2 separate regions of the Homo sapiens genome follow, and region 1 is linked to region 2. The links are chromatin loops, found by intact Hi-C in ENCODE. Cell type or tissue: heart left ventricle. All regions are shown on one strand. Region 1 overlaps SYNPO2 (synaptopodin 2). Region 2 has its middle 17 kb from the start of MAD2L1.

Region 1 (5,000 bases), 1.1 Mb after region 2:
GTGATGAAATGAAGGCTGGAAATAGAGTACTCTCAACGCATGTAGAAGGGGGATTCTGAAAAGACATTTCATAATCCTCTGCTCCCCATGTCCAGTCAACTTACAAATGACAAAGGGGAAGTCAAGGATAGTTGAAATTTTGACTTGAGAGTTGAGGAAAGGTAAGGAGGGGAACTCAGTTTGGGACCAGGATATGGGGAGGCTGTGCAGGAAAGATGAGTTCTGTTTTGGAAATGTTTGCCTATGATATAGGACATAGATGTGGAAATGACAAATATCCTGTTGGAAGGGCAGGCACGTAGCTTGTTAGAAATATTACTGAGGAGTTATGAGCAAAGAGGTGGTAGTTAAAGTTGTAGGATTCTATGAGCTCAGTAAAGAACACAGCAGATAAAGGGGCTGAGTACTGAAAAATTCTTATATCAAGGAGGAAGTAGAAGTGGGGCCAACAGAGACTAAGGAGAAATGTTCAGCGAGTGAGTATGCTTGTTATTGAATTCTGATGAAGAAAGTATTTCAAAGGGAGAGAGGTCAGGGGATTTTAGATCAATGCTGCCATCATGGTAATAGGAATGTAATGCACTAAGAGGAAGAGCTGAGAAGAAACCATTGAGCCACCTGGAGATGAGTAGCTCATGGGTGGGGTTTAAAGGGTAGTTTCCGGAGAAAATAATGCAAGGGAAATAGTAAAGGAAGGCCAGAGCATGGGGGTGTCTGGTGTAGACCTGTTTCAAGGAATCTAGTGTGAATGGAGGCAGAGAGAATAGATGCTGGAAAGAGAAATGAGGTAAAGAACTTTCCCCATTAAGTACAGAGGAAAAGGTTGAAAAGAAAAGGGTGGAGGTAGGGAGATGTTTGATGGAACAAGATCCTGGAAAAGACTGAAAGGGATGAATAAAGGCAAAGTTAACAATGAAGGGAAGAAAACCGGAGAAGTTCACACCTAATCTCCTTGGCCATCTCTGCAAAGTAGCCAAGATTACCTCTGTGTTCCATGAGTTTCTGTTTGGAGATTTGCAAAAAAATACAGAAAGCAATTTGATAGGATATTGACTTGGGAGGGAAGAAAGAATTTTCAAGAGTCACTGACGTTCCAGCTGAGGTTGCACTAAAGAAGCTACTCATCTGAGTAGCTTCCATTAGCTTCCAGATCTTTCTTTAATTTCTCCCCCACAACCACAGTCTCAAAAGAACTGTGCTTAACATTAAGAGTTTGACCTCTTTGGACAATCTGGGAAATGTATTCAAGAACTATCGTGTTCTTTCTGTGGCCCATAAAAAGAAGCAAAGGAAAGAATGTAGAATGCCTTCCAGACAGGTTTCTGGAAATCAATGATTGGTCTGTTATTTAGGTATGTATGCAGTGATATTTGGAAAGAGAACTTAAATATCTCTAGCATACTAGGCTGATCAGTTTATTAGCATCCTGTGAAAACTACCAAAAAGATATCTGCAAGTAATTTACTGGGGCAGGATCAGAGATGAGCGGAACCAGTCTGTCTCCCTGTGACTGAGACCACCGCTAGTGATTCTCCAAGTACAGAGGGGCATACCATCCTCCTTCTCTTCTCTTCCCCCTCTTTTATTTTCTCTCATTCATCTGGATTGACCCCCAAAATATGAAGGAAAGGCAAAGGAGCAGCTCCCTGCCAAATTAAAAGAGGTTATAATGGGGACATGTCCATGGTGAAGAACTATGTGCATCCGAGAGGGTTATGAAGACCTGCAAACATACTCATGATTTTGTCCCCAGTCTTCATTGTGCAATATATTTTAGTTTGCCTTTTTTGTTCCTACACTGCACTGGACATTATCTTTTTTTTCAATAGCACTTCATTTCACAGAATAAATCCCTCCCCATATAAATGGTTTACAGCGCGCCTGCCTCAAGCAATTCTGTTATGTAAAAAAAAAACTTTGCAACCACATTTAAAATTAGACATTTATTCCTTCATTCCTAAATGTGAGTTGACTCCCTGGAAGTATGTTCTCATTTTTTGTGGTTTTATTCCCTGAACTACAGTGATGTGCCTGTGACACCCACGCTGCATATTTCCTCCTTAGGTTATGTATTAGTTGGTCAAAACACACTCTCCTAAGGCAATGCCGCCCTCAAGTGGTCTAGTCTGAGAATAGTCAACTATTTTCCTCTGAACGCAAACTGGGTTTCCGTCCAGACCTGTTTGGCTGAAGCATTAACTCCTGAATGGAAAAATAATAATAATTATGTGCAGTTCTGGGGCACAATAATTATGAGGTACATGAGGAAAAAGGAAGCCTTTATTTCCCAAGAAGGCCCCAAAAGACATAGGAGTAAAATGGACGACAGCAACAACCACAAGCTTGTTTTGTTAATTACCAAGTAACTGGCTACCTGCATGTGACCGGGAGGACTAGGGTGGGCTATGAGTTGAACTGGCCCCCTTATGCCTTTGGGGCCAATCCTCAGCTCCTCTAGGGCAACCCCCTAATCAGAACTTATGACATCATGTTCTATAATTAAGGGCATACATTGTATGGAGACAACGCATTCAGGGAAAACATTCAACTCTTCCATGTGGCCAAGACTCTCAGAAGAGAGGTCAGTAATTATGGTAATTACATTAATCACAAGGATTGTTGCACGGAGGAGGGTATTGACATTGACGTGGCTACCCTATGATGAAGCTCTGTGGGGGGTCTGCTCTAATTGGCCACCACCAAAAGTCTCTCATGCCTATGATTAACTTCTCTGGTTGTTTATGTGAGCAGGCTTAGGAATTCTGCTGGGTTGTTCTGTGCAGGGCTTATGAGACAGGTTGGTTGCAGGGCTGTTAGGCTGTTCAACTAGAGAGCCCATCCTGGAACAAATGGGTCAGATAAAAACACACGCTGTGCTGTCCTTCATGGTTTGTTGCATTGTTTGTGGTACTTTGGGTGATTTCAGTTAATCATGAATCTCCTTCAACAAAGATTTTTGCATGGAAAATGCTAGTTCTTCTAAACTGCTCTTGGGCACAGAGATAAACTGGACCAGCGCAATGAGCAGGAAAGAGTGCTTTATCTAGCAGTTATTTGGTGCTGTGGGAAAAGCCCAGAAAAAGGAAACTGTGCTTAGTAACTTGAGATTGAGAATCAGCTCTGCCACAAACTGGGTATGTGACTGTGAGCAAGTCGCTTAACCATTCCAGACTCAGTTTCCACATAGGCAAAGTGTTTCATGTAACTCAGATTAGGGGTTCATAGGCTTATGTGCAGATGGCATGCCACACATGCCACCACCAGGATGAGGCCTAAGAGGCAGCGTCCTCTTTCCCTCCCTTCTTTAACTAAACCAGGTTCACTTTTATCCATTTTATAAATTGGAATCTGAAAACCACTGGATTCTATATATGTGCTTCTTTTCCAGCTACTTTATGCTGTGATAGTTATAGATACTCTGAATGGTGATGCTGACACTTATTAATCAAGTTCTTTTTTTTTCAAATTGTAAGTGAAATCATATATGTCTCTGTTAATTTACAAGTCTAGTTTCTGATAAAATTAGTCCAGTCGGTGGAATGATGGCATGTGTGGGTGTGTGCTGGGGAAGGGGGGAAAAGAAAGAAGTAACAAGGCTCATGGTGACCCCACAGCTCCCAGGAGGATGCAGGCCAAGGAAGGATCTAGGTAGACCTTGCCAAGCAAACAGTAGACAGTTCTAGGAGTGTGGATAGACTCTACCAGAAAAGCCAGCTAGAAAAGGGATGGTTCTGGTCAAGGAATAGTCCGGAGAAGGTCTGAAGGCACATCAGCAGACTAACAAGGCTTTTCACTCTGTGCCTCTAGAAGACATATTGTAAGGTCTGAGTGGGCCCCCAAAAGAAAAATACATTAGAAAGAGTTGAAAATCAAGATTTCCAGAAAACAGATGAAAAGTTTTTACTACACTATACTATATATGGGTATATATGTCATTATTAATAGCAGCCATCATTAAACTAATATGATTTATTTTCATTCAGGAAGCTTTCCCTTTAAGTTAGCTTAAAAACCGCATATACTATGCAATGTATCCAACTTTATTCTTCAAACTCCAAAAGAGTTTTTTCCTCTACAGTGCTTAAAGATAACACAAGTGTGGATGAGTGATGGTTGAGATCCAGTCTCCTTTCTTGAGAATAACACGAGGCACAGACCAAGCAATAGACCAAGGTGCTCAGAATTATGAAATGTCCACTCTTTTTAGTTCAAGTATGCTGAGTGCGGAAGAAACTTCCTGACCTCCTAGTGTTTTTATGTCACCATCTGTAACCTATAATTACAGAGAGATTCTAACTTATTAAAGTAATTGCTCAGACTATAATTCCTGGTTATATGAATTTCTGAGGTACAATTTGTATGGCCTCCTGCAATAGATGCCTCTGTTGCTACCCTGTCATTGTGCTGAAAATATAGTATAGATAATGAAAGGATATCCAACCAGTGAACAAATATTTACTGAGCACATATCATTGGCAAGACATTGTCATAAACAGTACGGAAATACAAAGTTAGGCCAGGGATAGGCCTTGCCCACAAAGTGCATGCAATCTAGTAAAAAGTTGCATGTGTAAACAACTAGAAAATAAGGCAGCCAATAGTAAGTACTTGATAAACAAGATGGTAGTATATGATTCTGACTTAGAGCTGAGGGTGAGATTTTAGGTCATTGGCTCAGGAAAGGGGTTTACAAAGTAAATTACCTTGAGACCCGGCCTTACAGCATACAAAGACTTTTGTAGGTGACAAAATTCTTTCTTTCCACAGGAAGGGAGAAGATGCTAAGCAGTACTGGCAAAACAACGCTACGGCAGTAGGAAAGCATAGCCACTATTCAAGAGATAGCTAAGCAGGAGAGACTGTGGAGGGTAAGGGAAAATAGTAGAAGGCAAGTCTGGACAGGAAGGTCAGAGCCATATTCTAGGGGTGTTTTTGTTTTGTGCTAAGGAGATGAGAGGTGCCATGGAGCTGCAAGCCAGAAAGCAAAATGCACAGAACGA
Region 2 (5,000 bases):
AGTGTGTGTGTGTGTATGTGTGTGTGTGGTGGTGGTGGTGGTAGGTGTAGTGGCAATGCTTCTGGCAAACTCCCCATGTATATTACCTACTTTCTCAGTGAATGACATTTGAGACATTATTCCTTCTTAGAAAATTTAGATGTTTTGATTTCTTCATGTCTTGCATTTCATGCTTTTAGCACTTCAGTGCAAGACTGTGATTAGTCTAGATTAAACCTCTATTCCCAAATATCTTCAGGTGCGTTCTCTCTAGGAGCGTGAAGTCTCTCCTTTGTGGAAACATGAGGAATGGAGTAGTGACCATCACTCTACTCCCTTAGCACTATTTTAACTTAATAATATATCATATTGTATTTATTCAGATAATAGTAATTGTCACCACTATTCCATATGCTTTTCATTCCTACCTGGGCAGGTCAGGTTGGTCCCAGCTGACCAATAGTTAACCATAGTCAAAATTAAAAAAAAAAAAAAAAGAAGTTAAAACTCAAGGATCACAGAAAGAGCCAGGGAGTCAAGCTTACTCTTCTCAAGAAATAAGAGAATGATGTCAAAGTTTAGCAAAGCTTTAAGGAGATTCTAGATCTGATGGACTGAAATAGTCAAAAGTTAGTATTCCAAAGAATTAGGCCCCTGTAAAGACAGAACACAGTAAATTGAAAGAAGACCCCAGAAACCCTGAACTTCAGGGCAGGTACTTTTTCTGTTGCCCTTTAATTTCTTCCTGTCTCAATTGGACCTAACCATGAGTATGAGGAGAGTGACTGCAGCTGGGGAAAGAAATAGTGCCAAGAGCTGCAGCTGCAGAAAGTTTTGTTTTCATTTTTTTAACTTTTATAGTGTAAAATTAATATGCTCATAAGTTAATAAAATCAAACAGTACAGAATGGTACCAAGTGAAGAGTAAATTATCCACCTGTCTTCATTCCCCCACTCCCCACGTCTAATCTAGCTCCTTATTTTCAAACATGTTTTGTTCTGTTAGTGGTTATCACCATACCTTTAAGCATATGTTAATATTACTATTTTTTTTGTTGTTGTTTTTCAACTTTAGGTCACATCTATTGAAAGATGAGAAACTTAGTTCGTATTTCTTTATCCATCTACTCCTGAGTTTTTCTAGTCATATTATTTTCTTCTGGTGGTTATCTTTATAATTTTAAAGAATATGTTCAAGCTCTATATTTTGTTACATCAATTTTAGTATGTTGATTCCTTGCTATAGAAGGTACAAGAATTTGTGTCTGACATTGCTGGCCACATCTCTCTGCTACCTTAACATTCAGACTTTTGTGTTTTTTCCATTATCAATTTTAATACTAGTTAGATTCTCTTTTATAGTTATTATTGTCTTCCAGTTTCGTTGATTTGTTGACTCTACAAATTGAAATAGCATTTTCATTATCCTGATTATTGAATTACCCCTTATTGATTGATCAAATAGCATGAGTCTACCTATTAAGGGGAGAAAATGTAATCTAGTTCATTAATACTGAACGATGAATGTTCCAAGTGACAAGATAGAAAAGGAGTCCATAAACTCAATCTTCAAGCCTTCTTATGAAATTATTCATTTAGCCTATATCTTTAATATCCAAGAAATTAAACATAAAACATAAACATTTTTTACTGTGCTTGATTCTAGCCACCCATTCATTTGCTTCTTAACTATGAAGATGTTAATATTTGTTGAAAGATCAATTTTTCTTCTGTTCTCTTAATTACCTACTTTCTTCAGGAGTCACCTAGTATATCTGCTCCACTTGGACGTTCTCATTTTTGCTGTTTATTTCTTCTAAATTTTGTGAGTTTTAAAAATCTATGTGAATGATGGAAAAAAGGTGATCAATACTGGTAGCATGGTTTTCTACTGTGATACTAGGACTTTCCCTTTAATAAAAAGACAGATGCCATGGCTTGTGTACACAGAAGCTAGGAGTATGATTTAGGGTACATTTACATATTTTGTTCATCATGTATTTTTTACAGTTATTTTGACTTTTAAAACTATTGCATTAAAATATTATTTATCTAATTTAGTTAGTTTGGGGGCTCACCCTCAAAATTTTGTGTTCCAGGCTTCGTTCTTCTCACTGTAGTACCTGCCTTGAGACAGGGCCTGAAAGAGTAACCATCATTTCCAGTTATGGTCAGCAGAGGGCAGCAAAGGGCAGTGGAGTACGTGCTTGCTCTCAGGGCCTGGGCATCCTTCACTTTGTGGAGGCAAAAATCAGGAACTGGGAAGTAGAGGTCCAGATGGCCAGAATTAGAAGCGAAACTACTCACAGTGGCAGTGACCCAGGATAGAGACCAGGCTAAGCAGGGAGTGAAAAGGTTTAGTCAAAAGGGAGCCACAATTCGCAGCCCGGTATCTGCCATAGAGATGTGAGCAAGTAGACCTCAGGAGGTGAATCATCACTTGAGTTCTTTCGCAGTCCTGACTGCGACTCCCAGCGTCTCTCAAGCCCGCGGTGTGGCTCCTTAAAGTCTCAGGCATCGACTATCAACTGTGGAAGAGAATGAAAACTTCCTGTCTGAGAGTTGGTAACATGCTGCCAAGTGCTTAGGGGTTCCAGAACCAGCCATTTTGGGGAGGAGAGATTGAGTGGAGTATGAGCACCGAATACAAACGCTGAAGGATGATGACGATATTCGCATGTACATGCCAGCTAAATAATTTAGGAGCCTGCCTAAATGCGATGTGCTTTAAAATATAGTCCTGCCCCCCGAGCCAACACACATCTGGGAGGAAACAATGTTTCGTTGTGGAAACACCATGTGACTTTGGAATCAGACACACTGGACTCTCTGAATTGTTCGGTATGTGGCTCTTGGTTACTTAACTGATGGAGCCTCAGTTTCTCCATCTGTAAAAATGAAAATTCTTATCTCATAAGGCTACTTCGAGGAAATGCAAATGATGTACATGAACTACCTGGCAAAGAGCTTGGCCACCTGTAGTTGCTCGATTGACTTTACTACCTTTTCTCTCTGCCTTCCCTTTGGTCATGGAAGAATATCTGTAATATTGCTTGCTATTTTGAAATGTAAAGTCTTCCCATAAGCATAATTGACATTAGCTGAGAGATTGCTATGTTGGGTACCATAGAAAGTTTTCTATGGTATTATTTAAAATTCATAACAACCCTATGAGGTAACTTATCATCATCTCTGTCTTGCAGATGAGGACATGGAGGCTTTAATAGTATAACTGGTTTTCCCAGTGTCACATAGGTAGTGAGTAATGATCAGGGGTTCAAAACCAGGTAGTAGTTTGATTCCAGAGCTCATGCTCTTAACAGTATACAACCTCCTTTTCTATACAGACATTTTATCATCGATTAAAAATTTTAAGAGAAAAAATAGAATTAAGAAAATAGAAAAGAAAGAGGGAGAAAGAGAGAGAGGGAGAAAGAGAGAGAAAGAGAGAAAGAGGAAATAGTGTAGTTTTGTCTTTGTGATGTGCTTAAATGTTGGTATTACTGGCATAGCATCACCTTGTACTATCTCTTCTATGTGATTTTTAGGGTGAAAATTCAGTTTAAAGAAATAAATGAGAGACTGCTATGGACTGAATTGTGTCCCCCTAAATTCATATATTGACGCCCTCACCTCTCTCTCTCCCTGCCATGTAAAAATATAGTTAAAAAGTGGCTGTCTACAAGCCAGAAAGAGAGCCCCTACCAGAAACTGAAAATGCCAGCACCTTGATCTTGGACTTTAAACCTCCTGTGAGAAATAATTTTTTTCTGTGAGAAATAAACTTTTGTTGTTTAAGTAACCCAGTCTATGGGATTTGGTTATGGTGGCTTGAGCTGACTGAGACACAGACTCTGTCACTGTTATTCTATTAAGAGCTCATCTATCAAATTAAAATAAATAACAAGAATAATTTTTATTGGCTTTTTTCTCATTTTTTTCTAGTTTTTTAAATTGTTTTTTACATAACATAAATTTGCCATCATATTATTTTAAGTGTACAATCAGTAGTATTAAATACATTCATAATGTTGGGCAACCATCACCACCATCCATCTCCATAACCTTTTTCATCTTGTAAAATGGAAATGCTATTACCATTAAACAATAACCCCTCATTCTCCCCTCCCTCCAGCCCCTGGTAACCACCATGCTTCTTTTTGTAATCATAATTTTGTCTGATAGATATAGCTGATTCATGTGTTGTTTAAGTTCACTATTTCCTACCTATTTTTTGTCTGGTTGTCCTATTCATTATTGACAGTGGGATATTAAAATCTCCAACTATTATTGTAGAACTGATTATTTATCCATGCAATTTTCAGTTTTTGCTTTATGTATTTTAATTGACTGTTTTTAGATGCATGCATGTTTATACTTGTTATAACTTCTGCTGGGTTGAACCCTCTAAGTGTGCAATGTCCTTCTTTGTCTCCTCCTTTGTCTCTTGTTCTTGTCTTTTCTGATTTAAAGCTTTTTTAAAAAAATATTTGTATAGCCATCTCTTCTCGCTTCTGGTTACTGTTTGCATGGAACATCTTTTTTTCATTCTTTCACATTCCATCTATTTGTGCCTTTGGATCTAAAGTGAATCTCAATGTCAGGCGCAGTAGTATATGCCTGTAGTGATAGCAACCCGGGAGGCTGAAGCAGGAGGACCATTTGAGCCCAGGAGTTCGAGTCCAGCCTGGGCAACATAGTGAGATCCCATATCTCATAAAAAATTTCAAAATTAAAAAAAAATAAAGTGAGCCTCCTGCACGTAACATATATTTGGATTATGGTTTTTAATCCATTTGGCCAATCCTTTAATTGGAGTGTTTAATGCATTTACATTTAAAGTAATTACTAACAACAAAGGGACTTCTAACAGTTTGCTACTTGTTTTCTATATGGTTTGTAGTTTTTTGTCAATAATTTTCTGCATTACTGTCTTCTTTTGTGTTCACTTGATATTTTATATTAAAACGTTTACATTTCTTTCTCATTTCCATTTTTACATATTTTATAGCGATTTTTCT

What was found. Peaks named below come from ENCODE experiments on the same cell type or tissue, not always from the same donor. Only the 100,000 strongest peaks of a DNase experiment are listed, where the experiment ranks them.
Region 1: a loop joins it to region 2, with 5 times the contacts of the local background. A loop is called at or near these places in 34 of 110 quality-filtered maps.

The regions. Positions count from the first base shown.
Region 1 is chr4:118,979,081-118,984,080 of GRCh38, reverse strand. All of the region lies in intron 1 of SYNPO2 (synaptopodin 2), which reads right to left. The region is part of intron 1 of SYNPO2-AS1 (SYNPO2 antisense RNA 1); the gene reads left to right. Among named protein-coding and RNA genes, the nearest start is that of SYNPO2-AS1, 3.1 kb to the left of the region's middle. In heart left ventricle, a CTCF peak has its summit at 2,108 (motif pointing left); no DNase peak of the experiment used is centred here; H3K4me3 peaks cover 836 bases; H3K27ac peaks cover 4,141 bases.
Region 2 is chr4:120,047,228-120,052,227 of GRCh38, reverse strand. No RefSeq gene overlaps it. Among named protein-coding and RNA genes, the nearest start is that of MAD2L1, 17 kb to the left of the region's middle. RefSeq lists an enhancer at 2,150-2,529. In heart left ventricle, a CTCF peak has its summit at 2,147 (motif pointing right); a DNase peak (open chromatin) is centred at 2,197; H3K4me3 peaks cover 696 bases; H3K27ac peaks cover 556 bases.